Linked DNA regions of Homo sapiens: region 1 is linked to region 2. Evidence: chromatin contacts called from ENCODE Hi-C or POLR2A ChIA-PET data. All regions are on one chromosome and are shown on one strand. The core of a region is the stretch at or near the end of the contact, and the rest is flanking DNA. Distances in the headings are between cores, read along the strand shown.

Evidence for each region. A loop is a pair of places that touch in the nucleus more often than their neighbours do. ChIA-PET counts read pairs that join two places held with the same protein, here RNA polymerase II (POLR2A). Pooled maps may share reads with other maps.
Region 1: a map of endothelial cell of hepatic sinusoid shows a loop between it and region 2 (4-fold over the local background). The contact joins the promoter of LINC02036 here to the enhancer-like site in region 2. A Hi-C loop is called at or near these places in 5 of 168 maps with a recorded cell type or tissue (CD4-positive, alpha-beta memory T cell, endothelial cell of hepatic sinusoid, endothelial cell of umbilical vein and 2 more) and 9 of 50 pooled maps. POLR2A ChIA-PET finds 5 or more read pairs at or near these places in 6 of 52 experiments (HEK293T, K562, OCI-LY7 and 3 more).

Annotation. Positions count from the first base shown.
Region 1 is chr3:194,246,578-194,251,438 of GRCh38, reverse strand. It overlaps LINC02036 (long intergenic non-protein coding RNA 2036), which reads left to right and starts at 1,286. Exons shown (of 3, transcript NR_125403.1): 1 at 1,286-1,383. LINC02037 (long intergenic non-protein coding RNA 2037) reads right to left here and starts at 3,791. Exons shown (of 4, transcript NR_125402.1): 1 at 3,618-3,791; 2 at 1,537-1,843.
Region 2 is chr3:194,210,685-194,215,550 of GRCh38, reverse strand. All of the region lies in intron 1 of LINC02036 (long intergenic non-protein coding RNA 2036), which reads left to right. Among named protein-coding and RNA genes, the nearest start is that of LINC02037, 35 kb to the left of the region's middle. RefSeq lists enhancers at 506-1,309, 2,116-2,921, 2,922-3,727, 1,883-3,980 and a silencer at 3,017-3,311. Within about 2 kb of position 2,535, at least 2 of the 41 ENCODE cell types and tissues checked have a DNase peak (open chromatin) inside an H3K27ac peak, as active enhancers do; they include PC-9, where a contact is called at or near this core.

The DNA.
Region 1 (4,861 bases), core at 37-2,536, 37 kb before region 2:
TGCTTTATGTCCCCTCCAGAAAGGCCATGAGCCAAAGGTTTGCTGTCTTCCTCACCATCACCACCACTGTCTTCCTCACGATCACGGCCACCATCCTGCTCGCCCTGTCCCACATCCGAACAAAGCTGCAGAGTGTACACCATGTTTCTTCATTATCCCATTTTGACGGTTGCAGCTGCCATTATTCACTCTTAACAGTTAAGGACACAGAGGTTCAGAGAGGTCGAGGGGCTAACTCATGTCACACAGCCCGACTTGAGGTGGAGGGAGGGAGGATGGATTAGGAAATCTGCTCTGGAATCCCTCTTAGAAAGTGTCAGCAGGGCACAAGTGGAGTCTGCGTGTGCACCTGTGTAAGTGTGTCTGTCCTGATTCTCTCTGTGCGCCCCTGTATCCTTCTATGTCCTGAGTGTGCCGTCTTGGGTGTGGATGTGTGGAGCTGTGCTGGGAGTATCCTCAGGGTCGAGTGTGTGTGCATATGGCCGGGTGCAGACACATGCGTGCACATGGATGCTCCACCCGCTTCTCAGATGTCTTGGCTGTGGGTTTGACAACTGAAACCCAGCTGTGCTCCGGCCGGGAAACATCCGCTGTGGAAACCTGGGAGGAGCTGACAGTCCCTAAAGAGGGGTTACACATGCTGCCAGCAAGCGCGCCTGGCCCACTGCCTAATTCCCTGCAAATGCTCTTTAAATCTGTTTCTAATTTGGACTCTGCCTTCCCCTGCCCCCACCCATCCCTTCCCACCCTCCCAACTTGCCTGAAACCAGTCAAATTATGCTGAATAATGGCTGCAGAGTGGGGGGAGAGTGCTCAAGGTCGCCGATGGGCTCTCGGAGGGTGTAATAATGTCACATTTTAATTTACGCAGGGAACGGTGCACGAATCAAAACCAATAAATAATTTGGGCTGCACCAGCAGCTGCAGCCAACAGTAACTCCTACAGGTCATGCCACTTCCCGGGGAGAAATCACTAACTGTCACACTCCAAAGTCCACTATGCTTGAGAAAACCCATGTGCCTAGGTACAGATGCAAAATACAGCATTTTCTCTCTGCAAGGGACCGTATTTGGAGACTTGCAGCATCAGCAAGAATCTGTCCAGTTGTCTGAGTATTACCCAGATGTTCTGGGTATTAAGATTCTAAAACAAAATATGCCTCTGTATATTTTGCTGCCCTGTGAAATACTCAGCTCCAGGCTGACCCAGATGCATGGGAAAGTGTATACAAAGCGGAGGGAGGAGTGTGGAAAGCAGGGCTTTATGTCCACATTGATGGCAGCTCTGAAAAGCCGACCTACATGCAGAGAAAGGCGGGAGGGGCTGCTGGGAGAAGTCTGCTGGAGCTTGTTCATGCTGAGAGGTTGGGGGTGTGATTTGAGGTACGGTTTTTTCAATAATTAATATGAAGGTAAAAAATGCATGCATTCTTTGAAGGCAGGGGCCTTGCTCTACTGACCCCTTTTGGTCCCTTGACGACCGATGAGTCAGGGTAAGGGAGCCCAAAAGTGGGGAGGTCTTGAGATGGTTCTCACCTGTGTGTTGTGGCTGGGTAACCTGGGAAGCCAGGAGGAGGACGAGCCTTAGGTTTTCACAGCATCTGGAGGCCTTTGCTGGGAGGTCCTGCCTGTGGTGTTCTGGTGAAAACCCCGTTCCTTCCCCCGAGTCTCCTGAGCATCTGCAATTGGTGTGTGCTCCAGGGGCTGCTGATGGGGCCTGGCATGCTGCCCACCTCTTAGCTGGCTCTGCAACTGCAGGAAGGTGGGGTTTGCAGCCCGCGGGGCCACTGCCTTGGAAGTTGTGCGGCTGTCAAGAGTCTGGAGCTGCAGCTTCTCCATCTGGCTGGAAAGGAAGCATGGGAAGAAGCTGCTGAGGTTGAATGGCACCCTGAGGATTTCACTCCCCTTTTCCTACCACACACCAGACCGGGGCCATCAGGTTGCCTGGGTAAGAAAGGCGCGGGGGGGCCCACACTTGTATTGTGCACCAGGGCCTGGCTCCTATTTCATCCTTCAAGGCGCTTCCCATTCATATCTTTTTCCATTTTCAAACTGTTGGCCCTGTATTTAGTTGTGTGTGATACTAAGGATGCTGCCTATGTCAAAAGCCTCATTTAACCCTCAGAACACACCTGCAAAGTAGAATAAACTATAAGAAACTAGAAGAGGGCTAGGTGTCCACTGCAAGGGTGTACTTCTCCTTCTTTTAGGGTTGAGTTCCTGCAAGGAAATAGCTGCTAATTTTCCCACCCCCTTACAGTTAAGTCCAGCCCTAGGATCGGGTTCTGCCCAGTGGAATGTGAGCAGTGCAGTGGGTTGCCCCACTCCAGAGCCTCCCACTAGAAACTTCCCAGGAAGCAGTCTCCAAGCTCCAACCCTTCCGCCTGGATGGAACAGGGGCAACCCCACCATGACCTTGGAAGCTACAAACTTAAAATGGCAGAGCATCTCTCGCCTTGGGGTTTTGAATGACTGTGTGGAGAAAGACTGCCCGGACAGCATGTTCTCTGCCCTGTCCTGAGCAAGAAAATGAACTTATACTCTATTGTTTCCCAGCCATTATGCTTTTTGGGGTTTGTTTGTTTTAGCAGTGAACTTATCCCTCAGTAATTGATTAGAAATTTTCATTCCTATTGTAGAAATGAGGAAATCGAGACTCAGAGAGGGAAATTCATGGCCCAAGGTCACATATTCGGTTAATAGCAGAGTCACGATGCCAGTCTACGCCTTCCTGGCTTCAAAGTCATGCTCTGGTTATGTGAGTTTCCCCAAGTGTGTTCCACAGAACACTGTTCAAACCACCGCCACCACCACATCACCCCCGCAGCTCCCATGCTCAAATAAGTTTGGGAAATGCCAACTTCGAGTCAACAGGTTTCTTTGCCGCAGTCCTTTCCAGCATGTCACCATGCTCATGATACCTGTGAATTACCACCAGGGCATCTAACATGAAGGATTTTTCCAAATTTGTGAGGCCACAGGGCCCCTTCTCCACAGAGCTGATTGTGAGACTGGCATGCTTAGAGCTCATCTTGGTAGAGGCTAAACTTCAATATGCTGCCTGATACGGGTTGAACTGTGTTACTCTCTCAACCCCCGAAAGGATTCATTGAAGTCCTAACCCCTGGGAGCTCGGCATGTGACCTAATTTGGATATAGGGTCTTTGCAGATTTAACCAAGTTAAAATTAGGCCCTTAGATGGGGCCTGCTTCAATATGACTGGTGTCCTTAGAACAGGGGAAATATAAACACAGAGACAAGCAGACACAGAAAGAGGATGACATGAAGACACCCAGGGACACACAGCAGATATGCCACGGGAAGAGGGAGGGCTGGAGTAGTGCATCTGTAAACCAAGGAATGTCAGAGATTGCCAGCAAACCCCAGAAACTAGAAGAGGCAAGGAAGGATTCTCTCCCGGAGCTTTCCGAGGGAGCACGGCCCTGCCAACACCTTGACTTTGGTCTTCTAACCTCCAACACATGAGAGCACACGTGTCTGTTGTTTAAGCCGCCCAGTGCATGGTAGTTTGTTATGGCACCCCTGGGAAATGCATACGCTCCCTCTGGCTCCTTTCAAAACCAGGAACCAAAGTTTCTGGGCAATGTTACCTTACCGAAAATCATCCAAATGACAAACTGTGGTGGCTTCGGTTTACTGACAAACAGATGAAGGAAAAGAGAGTCTGGAGGGACAAAGGGTAGCACCGCAGAGCAGCTCAGGGCTTCAGTTTTGGCGCCATGCCGGCTGCTGTGCACCCGGCTTTGGTTGCATCCTGGAGCGCAGTCCTCCACCGCTCTGGGCACAGTTGCCTTTTCTATAAGGGTGGGGCTAACACTCACTTCATAGGTTGAGGGGAGGGTTAAACAAATTAACATACACTAAATGTTTGGTCTAGTACCTGGAAGATACCCAGTATCCGTTCCTTTGAAATTTGCGCAAGCAGGATTGCAGACCTGCGCTTGAATCCAAACTCTGCTATTTATCAACAGTGTTGCTGTGGGCAATTTGCTCAGTCTTTCAAAGTCTGGATTTCACCATCTATACAAAGAGAAAATAATGCGTGTTGTTAAAAAATGGTTTTAAAACAAGTTAGAAATCGTGATTCTAAAATAGATAAAAATGAGCACGTTATCATTGTGAATGAGTGAACCAGCGATGTTACAACTGATTCAAAGAAGAATCCAAAGAACAGATGTGTTTATGGTTATGGAATGTTGATTTTCAAGTGGTCACAATGATCTGGCTTTTGCCCCGTGTAGGAGGGTGGATGGAGCTCATTTGCGGGTCCACAATTCAGGGTCACTGTGTGTCCTCTCTTCCCTAAAACTTACAGAGCAGTAAACTAGCCCAAAGGCTGGAATCAGATAATCCAGAGGGTCTGCTCTCAACAATAAATAGTTTTCTCTTGGAGAAACCCTGTAATCTTCTTTGCTTATTTCAGATTTCCTTGTAGTCTCATATATTTATATGCATAGGATTGGGAAAAGATGCATACATGGAAAAAGCAAGTTGCTGAATCAGGTATAATCCTACTTTTATAAAAACAAACAAACTGTGTGTATGTGTATACATATGCACACACACGAGTGGGTGTGTATATATAACGTTGATTAAATTAGACAAATGTCAGGAAGAATACAGAAGGATTGTAAACAATGGCTACCTCTGGAGGGCAGGTCTGGTGATGGTGATGGTGGAGGGAGACTTTCATGACTTATTTTCTAAACTTCTGTGTTGTTTGAATAAAAACAAACGCCTACTTCACAGTATATTGTGAATAAGGAATGTCTGAGTGAGAAAAATGTCCTTTGTGCTTCACGCAGTGTGTAGCATTCAACAAATCACAGGTTTCATCAT
Region 2 (4,866 bases), core at 1,286-3,785:
CTTCCTTAACCTCTTGCTCCACCTCTCAACGACCCACAGAAGGGTCAGAGCATCCCAGGTATGCTTCAATTATGACTTGGCCTGACAGCCTCCCAAGGACGTTGTTAACCCTTTGACAACAAACACAATGTCTTACTTTGCAATCAAATTCATCAATGACTTTTGAATTTGAGTTTCTGTGTTTACCAAAGTTACACATCCACATAATTTGGAGAGTCAAATAGTCCACAAATGTTGTCCCTAATATGCTTGTGTTTCTGTTTTGATTTTTTAGTTTTAAGCATTAAATCTTGAATTCCCACCATGAAAGATGAGTTTAGCTTTTTCTTCTTGTGCCGTGGCCTCCCCTCATATACACACTCTTTCACTCCATATCCTCCCACTGTTATTATATACTAGTATCGCTTGTTCATCATTCTTTGTTTCCATATGAAAATATAAACTAGGTTTATAACTGTGCCCTGAAGTACAGTGTGATTGCCTTTACTTTCCTGGAGTTAGTAACTGTCTTATTTTTCCATTTGTTTTGTTTTTTATTATTGTTGGTTTTTGTTTGTTTGTTTTGAAATGGAGTCTTACTATGTTGCCCAGGCTGGAGTGCAGTGGCTTGATTTCGGCTCACTGCAACCTCTGCCTCCTGGGTTCAAGCAATTCTCCTGCCTCAGCCTCCCTAGTAACTGGGATTACAGGTGCCCACCCCCATGCCTGGCTAATTTTTGTATTTTTAATAGAGGTGGGGTTCCACCAAGTTGGCCAGGTTGGTTTTGAACTCCTGGCCTCAAGTGATCCACCCACCTCAGCCTCCCAAAGTGCTGAGATTACAGGCGTGAGTCCATTTGTTTTGTTTTCATTGTATTAAGTAATAATAAAGGTTCAAACTCTGCCAAAGTTCTAAATCTCCTCCTTGGTGATGTAGATGATCAGGTCTCCTATCGAATTTGTCTTTCTGCTGAAGCCTGTCCCAGGGCTGCGCCCTGCAGCATGTGGGCCAGCTGCCCTCCCTATGCACTGGGCATGTAGCCTTCCTCTGGAGAACCCTGCAGCCTCCCAGGCATTGCCTTCACCATCCTTCTGTGTTGGAGCTCCTGGCTTCCAAAGCCCTCGCCTTCCTCCTTCTTGGTTTACCTTCTTATTTGTGAGGAGCTCATTTTCCAGTAATGTCACAAGAAAGGGGCATATGGCCTTGTTTTTAAAATCTGGGTATCCCCAGCATGCTCAACAGATGTTTGCTAAATTAATGAAAGAATAAAAGCAGAAAGGACAACAAGGAAACATCAGCAGAGATAGATGGCATGATCACACATTGAGATTAAAAGGAAACAACACATTCTGATAATCTGATGTTTAGATAATTGACCTAAGCTTTTAATTTATGATTGACATCAGCAATAATAAAAGTTCATGAGAACACCTGGATTTAGAGAACTCATCTTTTCAAATGGCAGTCTGGCATAGGAAAGAATATCGGCCGTGAATGAGTTATTTAACCTTGCTGTGTCTTGGCTTCTTTGTTCATAAAAATAGGAATGCTAGCCGGGCACGGTGGCTCACGGCTGTAATTCTAGCACTTTGGGAAGCCAAGGCGGACGGATCACAAGGTCAGGAGTTCGAGACCAGCCTGGCCAACATGGTGAATCTCCGTCTCTACTAAAAATGCAAAAATTTGCCGGGCATGGTGGTGGGCACCTGTAATCCCAGCTACTCAGGAGACTGAGGCAGGAGAATCGCTTGAACCTGGAGGCAGAGGTTGCAGTGAGCTGTGATCGCGCCATTGCACTCCAGCCTGCGTGACAGGGAGACTCTCATCTTAAAAAAAAAAAAAATAGGGATGATAAGGTCTACTTATCAGGAAAACTGTTGCACTGGGTAAGAACTAAGGGTGGCTGAGCCCTTTCACAAGTCATCTTATGAAAATGACATTTAAATGGAATCAATTATATGCAAAATGGCACAGAGTTTAGCCTTTTGTAGCACTTGACAAATGGGATTGACTTCCCTTCTTTCTCCGCTTAAGAGTGCAGGACCTCTGAATTGCCAACTGTAACAGTTATTGATTATGTTGAAAAGGGTTATAAAAAGCTTAGTTTGGGATTCAGATGTGGTAGTGTGATAGTGGTGAGATGCCTTGTTTTAATCTTGACTCTCACCGTGATTTGTTATGTGTCCTCGGGCAAGTATCCTTCCTTTCTGAGCCTCTGGGCTTTCTTTGGGAAAATGCGGGGCTGGGCGGCTGGGGACTGAGGTCTGACTCTGTCAGGCTGTACCTTATTCTGTGAGTTGCCCTTCCAGAACCCAACAGACTCCACCCAGCTGCTGTGAGCACGGTTTGCCTTCAAAGTAGATGCTATCTCTGTCCCTGGCACCGGCCTTCTTAAGGCCCGGGGGCCCGAGGTTGACATCCTGTGAGGTCGCCTGGGAAGAAGCCCACATTACATTCTTCTGCAATGTAATGCAAAACAGATCCGGCCTAGGCTCCAGCCAGCACCAGGGAAGTGGACTTCATTGTAAAAGCCACCTTGTCAGCGTCAGGCCTGGGTGATTAATGACTCTTTAATCTCACAGCAGAATACCTGACAAAATACGCCTGGGCCAAAAAGGCAGAACAAACCTAATTAGCCTAGTTGACCCACTCACAAGGTGTGGGTTGCTAAGGATCCCAACAGCTTCGAAAGGAAGCCTCTCCCTGCCTGTCCCTTTTAGGTCTGTGAAAGAATCAAGTGGTCACAATGGGGAAGGGACTCCATTAAAAGGAGGGGGCTGGCCAATGAATAAACATGCAGGTTACCGTGTTGATATTTCGCTGAATGCTGTTCTGAAGTGGGGTGTTTGGGGCCTCGGAGGCCGGCGCCCCTGTATTGTGCTGGGGGAGGGACTGGCCATTTGAAGTCAAGGTGAGGACATACTGGGGCAGATGGAACCTGCTTTGTTTGTGAAAGAGTTTTTCTGCTATTTATGCTAATGAGTGGGAAACACTTCTAGAGCATTTCAGATGATTCTGTAATGAGGCCCGGCAGAATGTGCCAACATTGTTGGCCCAGGACAATTTCAAACTCCCACTCGCCACATTAGCAGCCCTTCTTTACATGAAGGCCCTTGGAGGGTGAAAGAGGACAATGCAGGAAGAGTGAAAACATCACAAAGAGGGGCTTTTGTTTCGCCTTCCTTTGAACCCTCTCAAAAGCCCAGTTTCAAGGGGTGTGTTGGGCCTGCCTTTCAACGTTACTGAACCCAGAATCCCCTGTTGTTTAGCAACATAGAAAGCTGACCTTAATTGACTCCACTTCTGAGCAGGCTTTGTAAATCACTCTGCCCCGGAGTGGAATTTCCTGATGGTGTCCGTGTGTGATATATAACGTTTGTACACAGGATACCAACGTGCCAATGCAATATACATGCCTTCATGTGTGCACAGTGATTTACAGCTTACAGCTCACTTTTACATGCATTCTCTCACAAGGACCCTACCTCTGGGTTAGGAATCATTATTCCCATTTTACCGATAAGAGAATTGAGACTCAGAGAAGTTAGGTGGCCTGCCCAGAGTCACCCATCAAGAAGGAATCAGAGCTGTGTCTGGAAGTTAGGTTTCCCTGACGCTCTGTTTCACTGCAGTTGTTCCAGGGGTTGTATTAAATAGACTGTGTAAATGTGTATTCGAGAGAGATGTCTTGAGCAATTAGTTTCTTTAAAGCATTGTTTTGTGGGTAAAGAAGAACATCGCTAGGTTATAACAACATTTTGGATTTCCCCTTTAATTTCTGGTCATAATAGCATTTTCTTGACAAGACTGCTTCCACTGCACTCTAGCTGTGCCTGGAGGATTTCTACTGTCCCCTTTCCCTTCCTTCCTCATCCTCAAGTCACGCAGCTATAGGCACGAGGCTCTCAGGTAGGGCAGTGCTGGGAGTTCCAGCTTCCCTCTGGGATTATGCTTCACGGAGCCTCATCAATTCTAGGGATATTGTGAGGAAGGTGCTCCACCCTGGAATTCGTCTAGAAGTTCAGCCTGGGGCCTGAGAGACACATCTGTACTCTTAAAGCCTCTAGACTAGGAATACTCTGTGCTGACTTTGCCATGTGACCGTGAAGTTCTGTTATAGAGGACTCTATGCTGAGAAGGGTCACGTGCTTGGCTTAATGCTCTTCTGTCACTGTCTTGACATTCTTGATAATTTCATCTTTGAACTTCTTTTTTGTAAGTGAAGCCCAGTGAGACAGTGGAGGAGAGGGGTCATGCCACTGCAGTTCCTCGCTATGCCATTCATACAGAGCATTCTCCATGCTCAGGAGTCCAGGAGTCCAGTGGGCCCATGATGCCCAGGAGCTCGTCGAGACTCAGGGAGGTAAGCACACTCTGCCCACACCTGAGTAAGCGGGCCCCTAGGGCCCTTAGAAGCCATGCACTCCTTGCAAACCAGTACAAAAGAATACAAAAGAGCCAGGCGCGGTGGCTCATGCCTGTAATCCCAGCACTTTGGGAGGCTGAGATGGGTGGATCGCCTGAGGTCAGGAGTTTGAGACCAGCCTGGCCAACATAGTGAAACCCCATCTCTACTAAAAATACAAAAAGTTAGCTGGGTGTGGTGGTGGGCGCCTGTAATCCCAGCTACTTGAGAGGCTGAGGCAGGAGAATCACTTGAACCCAGGAGGTGGGGGTTGCAATGAGCCGAGATCACACCATTGCACTCCAGCCTGGGCAACAAGAGCAAAACTCTGTCTCAAAAACAAAACAAAACAAAAAAAAAGATTACAAAAAAAGACAGTGGCAGTCTAAGAAAAACACAATTGACCAAATAATCCCATCATATCCTTTCTTACTCACCTTATGTCCTTGTGTTAGCAAAACAGATCCATTGAAAATGACAC